Linked DNA regions of Homo sapiens: regions 1 and 2 are each linked to region 3. The links are chromatin loops, found by intact Hi-C in ENCODE. Cell type or tissue: OCI-LY7. All regions are shown on one strand. Each heading gives the region's core, and the rest is flanking DNA. Links, peaks and the distances in the headings are about the cores only.

What was found. Hi-C counts contacts between places; a loop is a spot of excess contacts. Peaks named below come from ENCODE experiments on the same cell type or tissue, not always from the same donor. Only the 100,000 strongest peaks of a DNase experiment are listed, where the experiment ranks them.
Region 1: it touches region 3 in a loop (10-fold over the local background); 1 of 110 quality-filtered maps calls a loop at or near these places.
Region 2: a loop joins it to region 3, with 2.0 times the contacts of the local background. A loop is called at or near these places in 1 of 110 quality-filtered maps.

What each region holds. Positions count from the first base shown.
Region 1 is chr3:188,750,231-188,756,415 of GRCh38, forward strand. The region is part of intron 8 of LPP (LIM domain containing preferred translocation partner in lipoma); the gene reads left to right. Among named protein-coding and RNA genes, the nearest start is that of MIR28, 65 kb to the left of the region's middle. In OCI-LY7, for the core only: no CTCF peak of the experiment used is centred there; DNase peaks (open chromatin) are centred at 2,741, 3,201 and 4,261; H3K4me3 peaks cover 2,675 bases; H3K27ac peaks cover 3,283 bases.
Region 2 is chr3:188,386,852-188,393,036 of GRCh38, forward strand. All of the region lies in intron 3 of LPP (LIM domain containing preferred translocation partner in lipoma), which reads left to right. Among named protein-coding and RNA genes, the nearest start is that of LPP-AS1, 180 kb to the right of the region's middle. In OCI-LY7, for the core only: no CTCF peak of the experiment used is centred there; DNase peaks (open chromatin) are centred at 3,340 and 4,050; H3K4me3 peaks cover 1,469 bases; H3K27ac peaks cover 2,437 bases.
Region 3 is chr3:188,240,709-188,246,893 of GRCh38, forward strand. The region is part of intron 2 of LPP (LIM domain containing preferred translocation partner in lipoma); the gene reads left to right. Among named protein-coding and RNA genes, the nearest start is that of FLJ42393, 65 kb to the left of the region's middle. In OCI-LY7, for the core only: a CTCF peak has its summit at 2,918; DNase peaks (open chromatin) are centred at 1,343, 1,923, 2,983 and 3,883; H3K4me3 peaks cover 3,518 bases; H3K27ac peaks cover 4,000 bases.

The sequences.
Region 1 (6,185 bases), core at 867-4,866, 510 kb after region 3:
TACTGCTGAATTTTGGAGGGAACCAATTCAAATCATAGCACACATCTTTTCTAAAATGGAAAGGGTAATATGATCATTGGAGAAATACTCATTCCTTTGCATATTGGTTTACTATCCAAGCCAGGTGTGGTGGTTCACACTTGTAATTCCAGCACTTTGGGAGGCCGAGATGGGTGGATCACCTGATGTCAGGAGTTTGAGACTAGCCTGGCCAACATGGTGAAACCCCATCTCTACTACAAATATCAAAAAATTAGCCAGCCATGGTGGCACACACCTGTAATCCCAGCTACTCAGGAGGCTGGGGCCAGAGAATTGCTTGAACCTGGGAGGCAGAGGTTGCAGTGAGCCAAGATCGCACCACTGCACTCCAACCTGGGCAACCGAGTGAGACTCCATCTCAAAAAATAAAAAAAAAAGTTTACTATCCAGAGAATCTTGTCCAGGTTAACACTCTTTTTTGTCTGCTTTCTTCTTTTGTGAAACAAGAAGGTAAGAGGGACACTGGAGAAAACCTAATGTTCTTTACAAAATGAGTCATAGTTCTCCATCTGCAAACTGTGGCTCCCATTTATGTCTTGGTGTCAATATGACTATTACATGTTATGTACATGGATTCCACCTCATTTGCAACATAGTCTTCTGCCTGAGCTCTGTTTGTTGGATCTGATCTAACTTTACATGGTCTTAAGTCACACATTGAACTCTTAAGTTCTGTAGGCCTCTAAGCCTTTTTAAGTTTTAGTATTTTCATCGTTAAAATGAGAGTGATTATAACCCTTGCTTTGCTGCCTCCAAATATTATTGAGGGATCAAATGCATTGATAAATAAGATAAAGCACTAGACAAATATAAGGGATGCTTGATGACTTCACAGAGGGAAGATTATTCTGTTGCTGGCTGCTGAAATACAGTAGCTTTAGAAAAACCCCTTTGGGTTCCCTTATTATCAGGTTTGGTCTCAAATAACCAGAATAAATTTGGAGATTTCCTACCACAAAAGCTAAAAGTACCTGGGCAGATTTACCCTTTGAGTGGACCTAAGGGAAATGCAGATTCCCACGGGAGAGATCACGGAGCAGATTCAAACCATAAGGCAAAAATAATTGTTGCAATAGCGGTTCTAACTGTACTAGTAAATATTGATTTTTCTGTTAGCAGATCAATCATGAAATGAATTCTAAATATAGAAGACTGGTTAAAAAATTAAGACGGAGAATGTGAAAATGTCCATGTGTAAAAATTAACTTAAAGAGAAATCTTGCTTTGGCCAAAAGAAATACTACTGTTTCTGTCAGGAATGTTCTGTGATTTAATCAAGTTTCCTGCCTGGCCAGATAATTTTAGGAATTGTGGACTTTTAAAGTAGTAAGTCAGTTTAGAAAACTGGTTAAGTGGACAGATGTAAAGTCAGACTGCCTAAGCCCCAATTCCAGCTTCAATATTTAACTCTGTGGTTGTGGGCAAGGCACATAATCTCTTTATGCTGCCTTTTCATCAACTGTTATGGAGATAATGATAGAACCTACATCATAGAGTTGTTGGGGTGACTACATGAGATAATACAATTAAATACTTAACACCTGGTCCATAAAAAGCGCTGAATAAATATTGACTATTATCATCACCCCGGGGTCTACAAATTTTTGTAGGATTAGGATTAGGATTGAAATTTCTACCGAAAAATTCCATCAGTAAAATATTGATAAATATAAATCTTAACCAACTGCCTCAGAGACATAGGGACCTCTATTTTCCACTCATTGACTGTCATCTTTAGAGAACAGTCCAAAGCATGTGCCTTTCTGTTCTAGTTGTTATGAGCTCTTTATTTTGAAGTTGAACTATATACTTCCTATAGTTTAAAGGAGAAAGAAGTAGGTCTCATGCTGGACACCTTCTAGATGTTACCTCCTCCGAATTTCATAGCCAAGTATTTAAGGCAGTTATGATCATCTCCCTCTTAGAGAAGCCTAGAAAAGGTTACTGCAGTGCTTGACAGCAAATAGAAACTCACCAAGTGCATTTGTTGAGGGATTGACAGAATGGCTGGATAAGTGACTCAACTAAGACCACTTATCTAGTGAGTGCGTCTACTCAGCTGCTTGTTTTGAAGACAAGGAAATTCGGGCTCAGAAAATTTAGGAAACTTGTCTAGGCTGCCAATAGCTAGTAACAAAGGCAAGAATTGCATATCTGATTTTCTTTACACCATGTTACATCTAACTGTTCAAAAGATAACCATGTATTATACTCGAAAATGCAAAACAGGGTTGTTTTTTGTTTTGTTTGTTGTGGTGGTGGTGATGGTATTTTTGTTTTGTTTTTGCTACTTTTCCTGAGAGTGGAAGTTGTTATCAAAAAGTTACTGTCATGACTACTATGTGTATAGATGCTATTAGTTTCATCAAGGTTGGGAATAGGGTATATGTTGCCCAACTTTCTGCCCCTCTCCGCCTCATATTAAAGTTCCAGTTTCCTAGAATATATCTCCTGGGAGATTTGGCACTAGCCATCACTGCATTCCAATACCCCGGGACAAACTACTCTTGGTGGAACACAGAAGCATACAGTCCTTGTTACAGCAGTGGTTCTCAAACTCACATTCCTGATGGAAAGCTAGAGTTGAAGGGTCAACACCCAAGAGCTGCAGTGGAGGACCATCACCTGTCCTGATTCGCCACCTGTGGTAGATCATGACTTTCACTAAGATCCCCTGAGGCTTGTGGGGATGGAGAAGTGATGCTGGACTGGCCCTTCCTCTTTCCCTGCAGGTGTTAATGGGTTCTGCTCCTAAACAATACTGATATAGGTCAGAGTTATGATTGAATTGTATACATAGAAACATGTGCTGATTGAGAAAATGGGCTTTACAAGTCAGACCTGGTTCCAGTCTCAGCCACACTACATTCTGCCTTTGAGACTTTGGCCAGGTGATGGAACATCAGGTTTCTTATCTAAAAAGGAGAATAATTGGTTGGTAGGACTAAATGAAAAAATGTATGTGAAATGCTTAGGACAGTGCTGAGCACAGATAAAAATGCACAATAATTTTCTATTTTTTGTTAGTTTCCTTCACAATACATATATTTACATCAGCGAAACATGCTTGCTTTTGCAACCTTCTGTGGGACTCCCCCTCCTAATTTACCACCTCACCTGAAGGTCTAAGCTAAGCAAATCTCTGTCTATAAATGAATCACATCGTGGTTAGACTTTATAACAACTTCCCCTTGCCAGGAGATCACTCAGCCTTCACTTCATCTCATCTGGTTTGCTGCCCAGGCCTTTATCCACTCATTCCTGAACTCCTCTCCCTGACAACCTTGGGGTTTTGGCTTGTTGTGTGCGTGTGTGTGTGTGTGTGTGTGTGTGTGTGTGTGTGTTTTGTTTTTTGTTTTTTTTTACTTTACCTTAATTTCTCTTTTTGGACTAAGATGTTAAAATGTTTCTTAATGTGACTGTCTCCGAAACTGTTTTGTGTCTACCACTCATCCTAGTGGCAGTCATTGATCCTTTTCTTGTTGCGAGTGTTTGAGTGTGGGTGTGTGTGAGTGTGTATATGTATTTGTAGAGGGAAAAACAAGAGAGAGGGAAACAGACATTGGAGCCACCTTTCCCCCACTAGCCACGTACCTGTTGAACCTTCAAGCCTCTCTATAGAATCAGATATACACAAGCACAGTGACAGAACTACATGTGTCCTACAGTCCAGCTTTTAAGATATGATAAAAACTCTTGTATTCACAGAGCTAAATGGCAATAACCATAGGAGATTGCATATTGCTACATTATGTAAAGACAGAGTCCCAAGAAAATAGTGAGAACTCAGTTTGATGTATGATGTGATATGTGATATCTTACTTTACATGGCTAACAGTTGACATTCTTTGTGGATTCTATATTGTCTAAGGCTACAGAAGAGCCATATGATAAATTCATCGGCAACCCAAAAGAAGCCTGTTCTATCGCAGTGCTTCCAATTAATATAAGTAAACCACTTTCTCTGGCTCAATGCTACCAAAATATTTTATGAGAAAATTTAGCTGATTCTGCTCATGTATATTTTCAATGGATGGAAAGCCATTGCAAACTTTTCAAACTAAAATATAAAGATAGCATTAGGGAGAATACTCTCTCTGGTGAAAAACAACATGTATTATGATGCGTTAGGAATTTCTTTTTTTCAGCCAACTCGTGGTTGAGCAGTCTGTCCCCAAACTGTTTTGCATGCGGACGAAACCTGTTTGGGCGATACTTGTCAGCTTTTCTTCTGACAAGCAGGACAGAAATAGGCACCCCCAGAACACTGAGTTTGACTTGACTCAACATAGAATCACCTGGAGAGTTTTAAAAGTTTCTCTCCTGTAATATCCCACCTCCAGACCAATGAAATCAGAATCTTTGGAGTTGGGAACCAGGGATCAATATTTTTTTTTTTAAGTTTCCCAGATGATTGCAATATACAGGCAAGATTGAGAGTCACTGTCCTAGAGTATAAGCAGTTTAAGAAACAAGTTGTCTATTATTACATGCATCAATACTACAGAGTCCATGAAATAAAAGCTTTGGTGATAAGAAAATGCCACCATCCTAGAGCCTTCAGTTAACATCATATGGGCCTGTCATATAAAGAATGCAAACTCATTCTGTTATCTTTTTGGGCCTTCAGTGGAAGATAATTTTTAAATCAGCTTAATGGAAACTGTGCTTCAGGAAAATAACTTCAGTAGCCATATGTAGGATAAACTGGAGCAGGTTTTGTTTCTAGGAATATGTTGCCATCATTTCACTACCCTTATATAATCTTATTGATTCAACTTTTAGAACCAAGACTTTTTGCAGAATATATCGAAGAATGTGCTTAATGGGAATGCTGATATATCATACAATTGGCATATAGAGCTTCAGTTCATTATCATATTTAAAGGTACAATATTAATTTTGCTTGTGCTTAAAATGTCTATTATAATTCAAGTAGCAAGGAAGACATAAAGAAAAATGTGACCTGGCTTTACATCTGCACATATTTAATACTTTACATTTGATGGTGAATAATGGGAAAGTTTGGGAGTATGTCATGCTCAGTCACCATGCATCAACTCCCAAAATGGCTGTGGACAGCTTTGGTCCTGCCTCAAAACAAGCACTGCTTGCAAAAGAGGGTCTGTGGCTTATTTTTATCAGTTGTGTGGTGATCACAGGAAAAACATTTTAAATAAAAAGTTTATTTTGCCATCATGAAAGAAACAAATTCATATTACCAAAAGAGAAAATAAATATGACAACCCAGCCTGGTGCAGTGGTTCATGACTATAATCCCGGCACCTCAGGAGGCCAAGGTTGGAGGGTTGCATGATCCCAGGAGCTTGAGACCAGCCTGGGAAGCACAGCAAGACCCTATCTGTACAGGAAAATATTAAAAATTAGCTGGGCTTGGTGGCGTGTGCCTATAGTCCCAGCTACTGGTGGCAAGGGCTGAGGGAGGAGGATCACTTGAGCCCAGGAGTTCAAGGGTGTAGTGAACCATGATCGCACTACTGCCCTCCAGCCTGGGCAACAGAGTGAGATCCTGTCACAAAAAAAAAAAAAAAAAAAAAAAAAAAAAAAAAAAAAAAAAAAAAAAAAAAAAAAACAAAGAAAAGAAAACCCATATCACGCTATGCCACTTCTCTTGTTCAACCTGTAGATTTCCCTGGAATGCCACTATTCACCCATGCCATCCCCAAAAATGACTTGTTAAAATTCTAACTCTTCAGATTAGCTCCATTATTAAGACTTCTGTAAAGTCTTTCTGTTGGTAAGAGGAGGTAAATCAGAGATATCAGAACAATCAGGAAGCCATTGCAATAGCCTTTGAAAGGAAGGGTGATTAGGTAGTAGGCATGTGGTGGAAAGCAGGCATTTCTGACACATTGCTGAGGTTGCTATAGATGGGAGAGCAGAGGTGAAGGATAAGAAGAATTGTTGGCTGAATCTAGAGTCAGTACAAAGCAATATATAAAATAAGTAATAATATATAAACACCATTTTTGGTTTTGTTTGGAAATCTTAATTCACTGACAAAGTTCCCCATCGGCTGCCGGCCCTCTGTCATCGGATCTTTTGATTGACTGACTGCTCAGCATTGGCAGCAAGCTCTTCACACCAGCCCTGGGTCTGAGCTAATCAGCTGTGTTTCCTTC
Region 2 (6,185 bases), core at 867-4,866, 150 kb after region 3:
TAATTAAATATTACTGTTTTCAACTGCTTATTTATAATGTACGAAGACATTATAATGACCCCAAAGTTGGTTTGCCTTTAGAAAAATAAGGATACAAAATGCTGTGTAGAAAAGAATATGCTATCTTAAGTCTAGAGAGCTGGGTTCTAGTCCCATTTCTGCTTGTGACTTAGTCTGTGGCCTTAGGAAAAGGCTTTTCTTATCGTTGAGTCTCATTTTCCTGCCTTTAATGACAAAGAAATTACAAACCTTATATCTGTAAGGCACTTAATAATTTGTCCCCTCTTCTTAAACTTGTACAAGTGAAGTTACAACATTCTATCAAGTTCAGAACATGTAGACTGTAAAATTTTACACCTACAGAACATGTAGGTGTAAAATAGAGTCACCCATAAATCTATTACCCAGATACAGGTGCAATCTATCATGATCATATTTATGTATTCCTTTCAAGTCTTTAGCTATTAGCATAAATTACCCATCATGCTGTGTATCTCTTGACATCATACATTAAGCATTTTCCATATCACTGCATATTCTTGAATGATTACAATTTTAATAACTTTAATATTTCATTGAGTGATTGTGCCATATCTTAATTGTTTCATTATTTGAAAATTTTGCGATGATTAACATTTATGCATAAATGTAGCTTACTTCTTCAATAATCTTATATATGATGTCTGAGGGTTGAGACACACGGGTCAGAGGTTAATTTTTTTTTTTTTTTTTTGAGGCAGAGTCTCACCCTGTCGCCCATGCTGGAGTGCAGTGGCATGATCTCAGCTCACTGCAACCTCCGCCTCCTGGGTTCAAGCAATTTTCTTGTGCCAGCCTCCCGAGTAGCTGGGATTACAGGTGTGCGCCACCACACCCGGCTAATTTTTGTATTTTTATTAGAGACAGGGTTTCATCATGTTGATAAGGCTGGTCTTGAACTCCTGATCTGGTAATTCACCTGCCTTGGCCTCCCAAAGTGCTGGGATTACAGGCATGAGCCACCCTGCCCGGCCCAGAGGTGAATATTTTTATGGTTATTTCTATCTATTGATGACTTGTTTTGTGAAAGGGATTTTTTTTTTTTTTAGCTTTAGTAGGAATGTGTGAGTGAGTCAGCATCTCCCCTATCATGCTAGTATTAAATATGTTGTTTTTTTGGTATTAGCATTTCTCTGGTTATTTGTAAATTTAGATATGTTTCCACATGCCTCATTTCCAGTTATTTTTTTTTATTGCCTTTGAAGATGAGTACTTTCCAATCTTTAGGATCCCATTCACAGCAAATCAAAGAGGAAACATTTTAGTGAGAATTGTGCAATTGTGCATGTCTTATAAAAGGTTCTAGAACATTTTTTACTCACATGAAGGACTGTTTGAATAAGTTGAGACATGCCTTATTCCTAAATGGAAACATAGAGGTTGTTAAGTAGTTGTTTTCCCTACATTTCGTGCAATCACAGTTAGTACAACTCTCAGGTCAATTATTCTTGAATTTTAACCAAAAAATTCTAAATTGTCTTGACAATAAACAGGCAAAATAGGTAAAAGAAATCTGCAAAATAAGTGTAATGAGCAACTGGGACCATCCTAGCCAGATGCTGAGGTGCATTTATAAGGCAACTCTGATTGAAGGAGGAGGTGGTGCTGGAATAGATGGGAGGTCAAAGCAGTAACAGAACCCACCCAGACATAAGGCAACTGCACGTGGAATTAATTGGCAATAAAAGAACCACCTTGCTACATTCCGAAAAGGAAGGATTATTCTCATGGCATTGGGATAATTGGTCAGCGTTAATGAAAAACTTACATCATGAGTATGTTTCACAATAAACCCTGATATAAATTAGTGGTCATGTTAAAAAATAAAACTTGCAAAAGTCTTCAGGCAAAGAAGAAATTTGTTATATCTGTAGTAACTGAAAGCAGTAACTTTTAAGTTTACACCTGAGGTCCTCAAACTTTTTCTGTAAAGGGCCAAGTAGTAAATATTTTAGGCTTTGTAGGCCAGATGGTCTCTGTCACAGGTCCTCAACTCTTTGTGCTGCAAAAGCATCAATAGACAATATGTAATATGTCTCATATATAAACAAATAGAGAATATGTAGGTTTATAGGAAGAGTCATAATATTGTGAATGTTAATTTCCTGACAAATCGTGTCCCATGGTGAATTTTATGAATCTTTCATTTTTTTGGCAAACTGTTTGAAAAAGCATTTCATGGCTATTTTAATTTATATTTCCCTGATTATTATTTAAGTTGTGTGTGTGTATGTATGTGTGTGCGTATGTGTGTGTGTGTGTTTGGTATATTTGTGTGCCACTGATGTCTCTTTTTATGTGAATTATAGGTAGAGTTAATTTATCTCACTTATTTCACCTCTCTGTCACCTGATGTCCCAATACCCTGGAGAGCTTTGTGATATCTACACCCCAGTACAGACTAATAGGTCACTGGTTTGCTTCAGAACTAGAACTTCTCCTGTGCCTTTGTGCCCAAGGGCCTGGGACTTGACTTTTGGCTCAGTTCTACTTGTCTGCTAACCTGACCGCTTGACAGTGGATTGAGGATGGAGGGCACTGAGCAGTTTTGGCTGTGCTTGACCTCCTGCTTAGTTTCCCTCCATGGTCTCTTAGAAATCTGAGACTGGGCGTGGTGGCTCACGTCTGTAATCCCAGCACTTTGGGAGGCCAAGGTGGGTGGATCACCTGAGGTCAGGAGTTCGAGACCAGCCTGGCCAATGTGGCGAAACGCCATCTGTACTAAAAATACTAAAGTTAGCCAGGTGTGGTGGCAGGAGCCTATAATCCTGGCTACTCAGGAGGCTGAGGCAGGAGAATCACTTGAACCCGGGAGGCAGAGGTTGCAGTGAGCCAAGATTGTGCCACTGTACTCTAGTCTGGGCAACAGAGTGGGACTCCGTCTCAAAAAAAAAAAAAAAAAAATGGGACTCCGTCTCAAAAAAAAAAAGAAAAGAAAAAAAGAAAGAAATCTGGGTGAGTTGTTGCCTGAATCTTGTCTGAACCTGCCTATCCCCTCTGGGTCCTGAAATCTAACTGTGGGTGAGATCTGCCTTTGCATTTCTGTTCATCCAGGTGAGCAAACCTGGAGTTTGGCCTCACTCTGTCCAATTGTGTTCCTTCCAAGAGATAAAACTGAGAAAGTGGTAAAGTCACTTGCATAAGCCACTTTCAGATCCATAGAGGACCCACAGCATGAGATTCTGACTGTTATTATTACAGAGGTAGAAGCGTCATTTTCTTGGAGCTGTGTCTCCGTGTCTTTGGTGTGCCACAGTCACAGGCCTGCTCCTGCCCCTCCCTGCAATCTTTCCATTGTTGTGTGTGGTACAGGAACTGAGACAATTATGACAGAGCCGAGCTGGTTTCTCTTCTCTTTTGGACATCATTGTTTGTCACAATTCTGATCACCATTTCTTCCTCTAGATCACAAAATTGTAAAATCACTGCTATATTTACATTTTCTTTTGCTGCCTGGGCTTTAAAAAGTACTATTTATAGCTTTCCTTTGAAATTCCTTTATTAATAGTCTTCCTTCACATGTATATCACTCTGCTATTTACAAAATGCTCTTACGTTTAGTATTTCACTTGATCAGCATAAACACCCATGGGATAAGCTAGGCAGGATTGTTGTCTCCATTTTACAGGTGAGGAAATTAAGGCTCAGTGAGGCCTGGAAGGCCCTGGCCTGCAGCCACTGCTGGACCGGGTGCCAGAACTGGGTTTAGACGTCTTACTAGATCTCTCTTGCTGTTTTTCTTTCCGTCTACAAAAACTCCTTCTCATTTATGAGTTTCAAAGATTTTCTTGTCTGACACATAAGGAAATTAGTGGCTTTTCTTGAGAGATCTAAGCATTACTGCATTTGCCTAATATTTCTTTTACTATACCTATTGGTCTGAGTACTTTAAGAGAAACCAGTGTCTGTAAATAATCTTCCTTCTTGTCAGACATGGAGGCAGAAATTTTCCAAGAAGAGAGAGACCCTGAAGACACTGTTTGTTCTCTGCTGTTCTTAACAAGTACTGCAACCACAATTTTGGATTTTTCTCCTCGAGGCTTTCTAGTTGTAGGCTGCCACAGAATACTTCGGGGTCACAGATTCCTATTCCCTTTTAAACTGTATCGGGCATGTGTGTTATGTGACCTTTGTGTTCTGACCTTCAGATTTAGGGAACTGAAGATTTAGGAAGTCTTGTTAGGACTTAAATCCAAGTAAATTCCCTCATGAGTACAAAGACTCATCTGTGGAGGTGTGGAATGTTGGAGAGAAAGGGACTTTCATTCATCTAGCCCCCTGGGTTAGAAAACAGGGCTGGTGAGTGATAGAGCTGAGGCTAGCGTGCGGAGATCAGACTAGATTCGGCTTTCTGCTGGCTTCCTCCATATCACTCAGTACTTCTGGAGTTGTAGCATGCCTCTTCCCCCTGGACTGGGAGCTTTGAGAGGGACGGCACTGGGTGTGCTCTGTGCACGGCTCTTCTAGAGGTGATCCAAGTGCTTTGCATAGGCACTCAGGATTTATTTGCTTGATGAATTTGAACCTGTCTGTTGTTGATAAAATATCATTATTGCCCATAAGGATCTTGAGGGAGTTTGTAAGGATCTTGAGGGAGTTTCAGTCAGGATTCACTATAGGAAACAAACCACTTTAGATATTTTAAGTGGAAGGTACTTAATACAGGGTGTTTCACAGAAGTAATTAGATGGACTGCATGGAGCAGAATCGAGGCTGTCTCCAGAAATGAATCACAAAACTGCACAAAATTATTCCATTTTCTACAATCAAGCAAGACAAAAATGGTGAAGCCACCATGGGAATTACTGAGTTCAGTGATACATCACAAAACTTGTGAAACAGAGATCAAAAGCCATAGTCAGAATGATGGTAGCTGGACACTGAGACATGAGTCCAGCTACTTACTCTTTTTGTCACGGCTGCTTTTTGACAGCCACCAAGCTGAAGACTCAATATGAGAACACAGATGCTGAAAAACCCCATGTCTGTGTCACCATTCTTCTAACAGAAAACAGGGCAAACAGCAGAAACATGTCTTCCATCTTACTTTTGCCTTTCAAATATCAAGCCAATTACATATATTTTGGCAGAATTTCTTTTGCAATCAAACCTTACCTGCAAGACAGCCTGTGCAATATGGGAAGTTTGAGTGTCGATCTACCATATCCACCACATTAAGGGTGATGGTTTTCATATTTCGGGCATGTCTTCCATAAGGCTTTGTGTGTAGTAGATATTAAGTTGGAACCAGAGTAACAATTACGTTCTATTACATCTCTACTTGTCAGTGTAGTTAATTATATAACAGAATGGACTGCAACAGTTTTACTTTAGGGAATCCCTAAGGGGGAATTCCTATTTATCAGAAAAATGCTGTAAGGAGGGAAGACCCTGAGGTGGGAGAGTATTCTAAACTGTTTTGGTTTCAAACATCTTGGAAAGTACTACATGGAGACATGCGATATTATAACATATCAGTGCTTACCATGTCTGGGGGGAGTTCTGTCTTAAAAAAGCTTGCCTACCTTCTATGCTGTTGCTCCCTCGCTGCACTGTTTTGACCCCACTTTCCTCCTCACCAGCCAAATACAAGTTTTGCAATGAGAATTAATGTAAAATGGTTTCTTTATAACAAACTAAATAGGCTTATTCTTAAAAGGAAACATAGAGGTTGTTAAACCGTTGTTTTCCCTACATTTCATGCAATCACAGTACAACTCACAGGTCAGTTATTCTTGAATTTTAACCAAAAATTTCTAAATTGTCTTGACAATAAACAGGCAAAATAGGTAAAAGAAATTTCCAAAACAAGCAGAATGAGCAACTGGGACCATCCTGGCCAGATACTGAGGTGCATTTATAAGGCAACCTTGATTGAAAAAGGAGGTGGTCCTGGAATAGATGGGAGGCCACTGCAGTAACAAAACCCACCCAGACACAAGGCAACTGCACGTGGAATTAATAGGCCATAAAAGAACCACCTTGAAACATTCCGAAATGTTGAGCCTTCACTGAATTCTTCTGACTTTTCCCTCAACTCTGTGTAACCCCAATTTAGAAATGTGAAATAGTTGTTAGTAATCCCTTCCACCTTTACATTGTACCCTAGTGAGTGCATTTGGATGTATTTTAGACACATTTTTTTT
Region 3 (6,185 bases), core at 1,217-5,216:
TTCTTTGGGATTCTTCCCTCAGACATGGTTTTGGTGGGAGGAGCATGGCAAGGGAGGGGCGAGCTCCAAATGCAGGGCTGCTCTGTCCTCGGCGACCTGAGCAGACACACGAGCAGAGATCAGAGACACTCTTAGTGAATGAACCTCCCTATTGGCTATATTAAAGTAATGCTCTGAAAAAGTTCCGTGTGGAGAGCAAGGCCAGTTAGGGAACATTTTGTGGATCTTTTATATGTCCTTAACTATATGATTCTTTTATTTTTAAATGAAAAATGTTAAGATGTTACGGGGTATGTATGCATAGTCTAAAGTGATGATTTTAGAGGTAGCAAGACAGTGAGAATGTCCCTACATGTGAAATGGGCACAGTTTTATCAGGGAAGTGTCAATAGAGGGTTAATGTTCCACGTAGTGGCTGCAAGAATGATAAGTGGTCATGGGGATAGCCTGACACTCTAGGAGCAGAAGGTGGTGGGTATGGATAGAACTACTGATATAGCATGAATCCAACCTGCTGTTATCTGCGCAGGCCTCTCTGCAGCTGTTTGCCCTGAAGTACATGCTGTACGTTTCTCCAGCTGATCCTGCATGACTGGGTATAAACGCCTGTCCGCTGTGTGCTGGACAGCCCCAGACACCCTCGGCAGCCTGCTGTGTTTGTGTGAGACATGCTGTGTTAGGGATTTAAGCATCTCCCTACTCGTTCCTCATCTTTTTCTCTTCTCTTCCTTCTAATCTCCTTTCATCTTTCCCTTTGGGGGAGAAAAAGTCATCAGAGTTGTTTGAAGGTTCATTTATGTTGATTTGTTTTTATTTTGAAGCTAATTTGTTTCCTGCTTGTATCTGTAACTGATGTACTTCATGTGAGACCGTGTTATAATATACTTGAGTTCTCCTTGGCCCTCTGATTTCTTTTCTTTTTTTCTTTTACTGAAAAATAAAAGATTTCCTTCTCTCTTCAGACCTACAGCTTTCTCATCTACATGGACAACCTATTTTTAAAGAATCTTCAGAGAGTCGTTGACTTTGTTATAACTACTACTATATACGTAATTTCAGATGATAGAATTGAAAATTTAACTTGTTTTTCTAGAAAGAGTTTATTTTCCCTATAACTTCAAAGAGTAATGGTGGGGAGTAGGACATTCTGAAAATAAGAAGAAACATGTCAAATGAATTTCTGACTTCCAGCTAGGCATATGGAATAAAGGTCTTTATTCCAGTGACCTCTGCTCATTGGAAAACTTTGGGCTGGTAGATTTCATGATTCTGACGCTGTATGTCCTCTTGAGTTACAGTGAGTGATGAGGCCAAATCGCAGGGTGGATGATGTGCTTTTTTTGGGCTAATAGGTGTTAAGGAGGCATGCTGTCCTTTGGCGTTAAGACAGATCATTTCCTCAGTTGGGTAATGTTTAAGGAATCCACTAAATCCTTAAATATATGGCACACATAAGGAATGCAGAGCTTTTAGACACTCAGCCTTAACATGGGTTATTTTTTAGCATGGCTAATGGCTAAACTTGATTTCTACTGGGTTTGTTCAACCTATTTCTAACTTATAGGTAAAAGCCTGCTTTTTATCCTCTCCATCCTCATCACCTTTTTAGTTGTGTCTCTGCTTGATTCTTCTTGCATTCAGGTCTATATTGTATTATAAAAAGAAAGAGAGAGACAGAGAGAGAGAGAGAGAAGGAAAAGAAGAAGGAAAAAAAAACCACACACATTGAATGGGAAGGCAGGAGAGTAGAGCTCTGACCCCAGCTCTGTCATAGCCACCTGTGTGACTATTTGCAAGCATTTTCATCCATTCAACAAATACACACCAGGTACTGGAGATACAAAACTGTGAAAGACACGGTTCTTACCCTCACCACTTACAGTCAGGAGTAGAGAGTTAGGTACACAAATAGAATGTGAAATCACTTCTCCTTTCTGGGTCTTCATTTTACAAATGCAAGAGCCAGAACTGGGCCAGGTGATCATCAAGGTCCCTTCTGAGGCTAACATGCCATCATTCATGCAAAATTCATTAAACATCTGATAATCACTTACCTAAGTGAAAATTAGCAAACATTTCCCCTTTCTCCTTAGTTTGTAGGGGATGATATTGAAGACGAATGAGGCGATGTCTACAAAATGCTTTAATAAGCAAGTTGGAGAAAGAGATTATGTAAGTTTGAGGCATTATGATTAATGAAAAATGAAAACAAGGGCTGATGTTTTCAGAGAGAGAACAGATGGTTCCTTTGTTCAGAATTTGAGTATAAAAAAGAGAGGAAGAAAAGATACTTGCTATATTGTTTAGGCCCTGAATGTGAGTAACTTTAAAATGCCAAAACAATCTGGTTAGGAAAGTCCCATAGATTCAAAATAGCTCTTACAGTGATCAAACTATAATTAATATAACAAAAAAAAGACAGAAAAATACTAATAAGAAATGCCACAGTGACAGCTGACACAACCTGACAAAAACTCCTATTTTTACAACAACTCTAGAAACTTGATTTTTTCTGTTCTCAGGAGTTATACCACACTGTAAAACAAACTAGTGAGAACCGATTTAAAACTGTTTCTACCGTTCCCCCTACCCCTCAGGTTATTTTAGTTTCCCATGACTCATAAAGGAAATCTTCAGGATTCACAAGAAATTGGCAATTCTTTTCCATCTTTGCTGTTGAGTATTGATAGGAAAACAGCATAGTTTGGGGCAATTTAAGTAGAGAACAAACCTCCGGGGGCTTGGGGTGGTGTCTCAGAAGGCCGGATCTGGGAAGGGCCTTTGAAAAGCTTGCACGGAAAGCTGCGAAATAAATCGTTTCTTTTTCTCTTTCTTTACGTTCTAAAATCTCGTGATCTGTTTCTACAATACACAGGCTAATTGATGTTATCCTTTTGGCATGATTCTTGCTGTCCTGGGGTCTATCACTTGCAGGCTATGAGAATGAGGCCATAGACCACCACACTGGCAGCACTGAGCAAAAGGTGCTAGACCCTTCTGAGTTCAGGTGCTGTGTAACTGGTGCTGTGATTGGACAGGGTGACTAACCTCAGTCTCTCTGGGTGTAATTTCTTCACTGTGGAAAGAGGAGGCTAACTAGAAAGTTCACTCTGACACTAATCTGAGTTCAGGTCCACATCTTTTTTTTTAATTAATTATTTTATTTTTAAAATTTTTATTTTTTTGAGACAGAGTCTCGCTCTGTCGCGCAGGCTGGAGAGTAGAGGCACAATCTCTGCTCACCACAACCTCCACTTCCCGGGTTCAAGCGATTCTCCTGCCTCAGCCTCCTGAGTAGCTTACAGGTGCCCGTCACCACGCCCGGCTAATTTTTGTATTTTTAGTAGAGGTGGGGTTTCACCGTGTTGTGCAGGCTGGTCTCGAACTCCTGGCCTTAAGATATCTGCCTGCCTCGGCCTGCCAAAGTTCTGGGATTATAGAAGTGAGCCACTGCGCCCAGCGCACATACAATTGTAGGAAGGCTGAGAATGGCTTTTAATTTGGGAGCGTTTAAAAGCAAACATGCTTCCTCAAGACAACAGTAACAAAAAATTGACATCGTTGAGGTGGGAACTTCTTTAATGCTACCTGAGCCTCTTGCTGAAATGGTTCTATGCAGTTTTGCATAGCTAGGAGTGGTAAGCTCATTCACAGACATGGAAGAGGCAGAGTGGGCTTAGGGAGAGGCACCAGTCTAGTGGTCCAACTTGGGTTCTGGGTTCCAGTCCTGCTTCTGCTACTAACCCCATGAGACCTTGGAATGCCCATCTCTAAGGTTTCTTTCAGAGCTGAATCACTGTTTGGTCTGTGATTCATCAAAGCAATTAGAAGACTATGCCTCTCCTTCAAGACCAAGACTTTGGTCAGAATACTCCCTAGGGACTTTCTCACTGTGTGTGGCACTCTTCTCTATTAGACGCTTTATTCATTCTCCATTGTATTAGAGTCAAAAGTATGATTGTTTGTTGTAGAGGTGCCTTTTCCGTGTCATCTCTGATAATCTACCCCTCTCTCTCTGAGTAACCTAGGCTTTTAAAACACATCTCCTTTGGCTTAATCACACTGCCTGGTGTCTACTCAGCATTATGTGTTTGTTGTCTGCCCTGAACTGTGAACTCAGCCATGTCCTGCTCATTTCTGAAGCCTCAGCATGTACATCGGTATCTGGTTCATGGTAGATTTTCAATGAATCTGAGTGAATGAATGATGGATGAATGATTTTGTATCTCCTTACTAGGCATATGTTCCTTGAGGGCATGGACCGTGTCTAATGGGTGGCTACCTAGTGTCTCATTCTTGGTCCGTTGTTAGTGGTGATTTTTGTCCTCTTCTTTGCACTCATCATTCTAGGCTTGTATTAGGGTAAATTGTTAGCATAATTCTGCCTTGTTTCCCACCCTGCCCCCGCCTTTTTTTTCTTTTGAAACAGAGTCTTGCTCTGTCACCCAGGCTGGAGTGCAGTGACACAATCTTGGCTCACTGCAACCTCTGCCTCCCGGGTTCAAGCAATTCTCCTGCCTCAGCCTCCCAAGTAGCTGGGATTACAGGCACCCGCCACTACGCCTGACTAATTTTTGTATTTTTCATAGAGACAGGGTTTCATCATGTTGGTCATGCTGGTCTCGAACTTCTGACCTCGTGATCTGCCTGCCTCGGCCTCCCAAAGTGCTGGGATTACAGGCTTGTTTGCTTTTAAACAGTTTGTGGGCAGGGATGGTATTTTCTTATGATTCTATTCCTCACAGATCCTGGCCCAGAGCCATTAGCAGAGAAAATTCTCAGTAGATGTTTGCTGACCTAAACTTCATTCCACCACCTTTGCCTTCCTTTTGCCTTTTCACCTCCTCTTAGAAGGTACCTTATATGATAATGTCACCTATGCAATAAAGACCACAAAGTAAATTTAATAAAATAGAAGGCATGCTTCCCTCTTTTCTAACCCCACACTTTTTTTTTTTTAAGATCAAAATAACGTTGCATTTGTGTGTGCCCTGCTTTTATTTATTTATTTCTTTTGTAGACACGAGGTCTCACTATGTTGCCCAGGCTCTCTCCAACTACTGAGCTCGGTGATCCTCCCACCTCGGCCTTCCAAAGTGCTAAGATTATAGGTGTGAGACACCACACCCAGCCCAGCCCTGCTTTCACAAAAAACAAAATAATGATGAATATATTGTACTACCCTCACTGTTTTCATTTGTCTGTGAATGCTTTTTATTTTATCAGGAAAAGGAAAAATTTCTGTTTCTTGACTGTAATTGTTGAAATGTATTTTCAAAGTTTTTTACTTTATTTTTGGACTGATACCATAAAATCGTGTGAAATGATGTGAGGATTTTCTAATGGAGAAATGACTTAGAATATCCCTTGGATGTCCTATCTGCTTTTTAATTGTTTTATCATCCCAGACATGTTTCTCTATTCCTGTCTATTCTTTTATCTGTAAAATGAGGTTATTGAACTAGATGCTGTCTACAACTTTTTTTTTTTCTTTCATTAACATTAAATCTCTGGTACCTGAGAACATTGGGATCAGGCTGATATGTCTAGGTGTCTATTTCTTTGGTCTACCCTTCAAGTAGGAATGAAAACCCATAGAATTTCTGTAATTATCAGCCTCAATAACTTTCTAAAGCCTTTAGGAAGCAGATACCCTGCAATTTATCTCACTAATTTGTTTGTGATTAACACTCTCTGCCCCTTCTCATATCCCAAGCTCAGTGTTTTGATATTTAATTACAGGGAATTCTTTCCTCTTCATAGATGATATAGCAATTGTATTTCATTTCTCTTATCTGAAATCTCTGCTGACTTTCCATGTCTTATGAATTTAAATAGTCTAAATAGGGCATGAGATCTTAAATATTCCTTCCAGTTTCTACATTTTCTATTCAGCAACAACATTTTCCCTGGAAAAGGGTGAAAGCCTGTGAGTCCCCCACAGGGCAGGAGCACTGAATACACCCACATTTTCCTACCATCTGACATAGATGAGACACAAAGTAGGGACTCAGATGATTATTTAACTGAATCAACTGGATTCCTTAATTCTCACAATATTATCCTTCCTAATTTGTAAATAGGGAAATGGAGGCTTAGTCACACAAAATATCTTGTTCGAAGTTACTAATCAATTAAGTAACTTAATAATTTATTGACATCTGAGGCATTTCTCTCTTTCTACA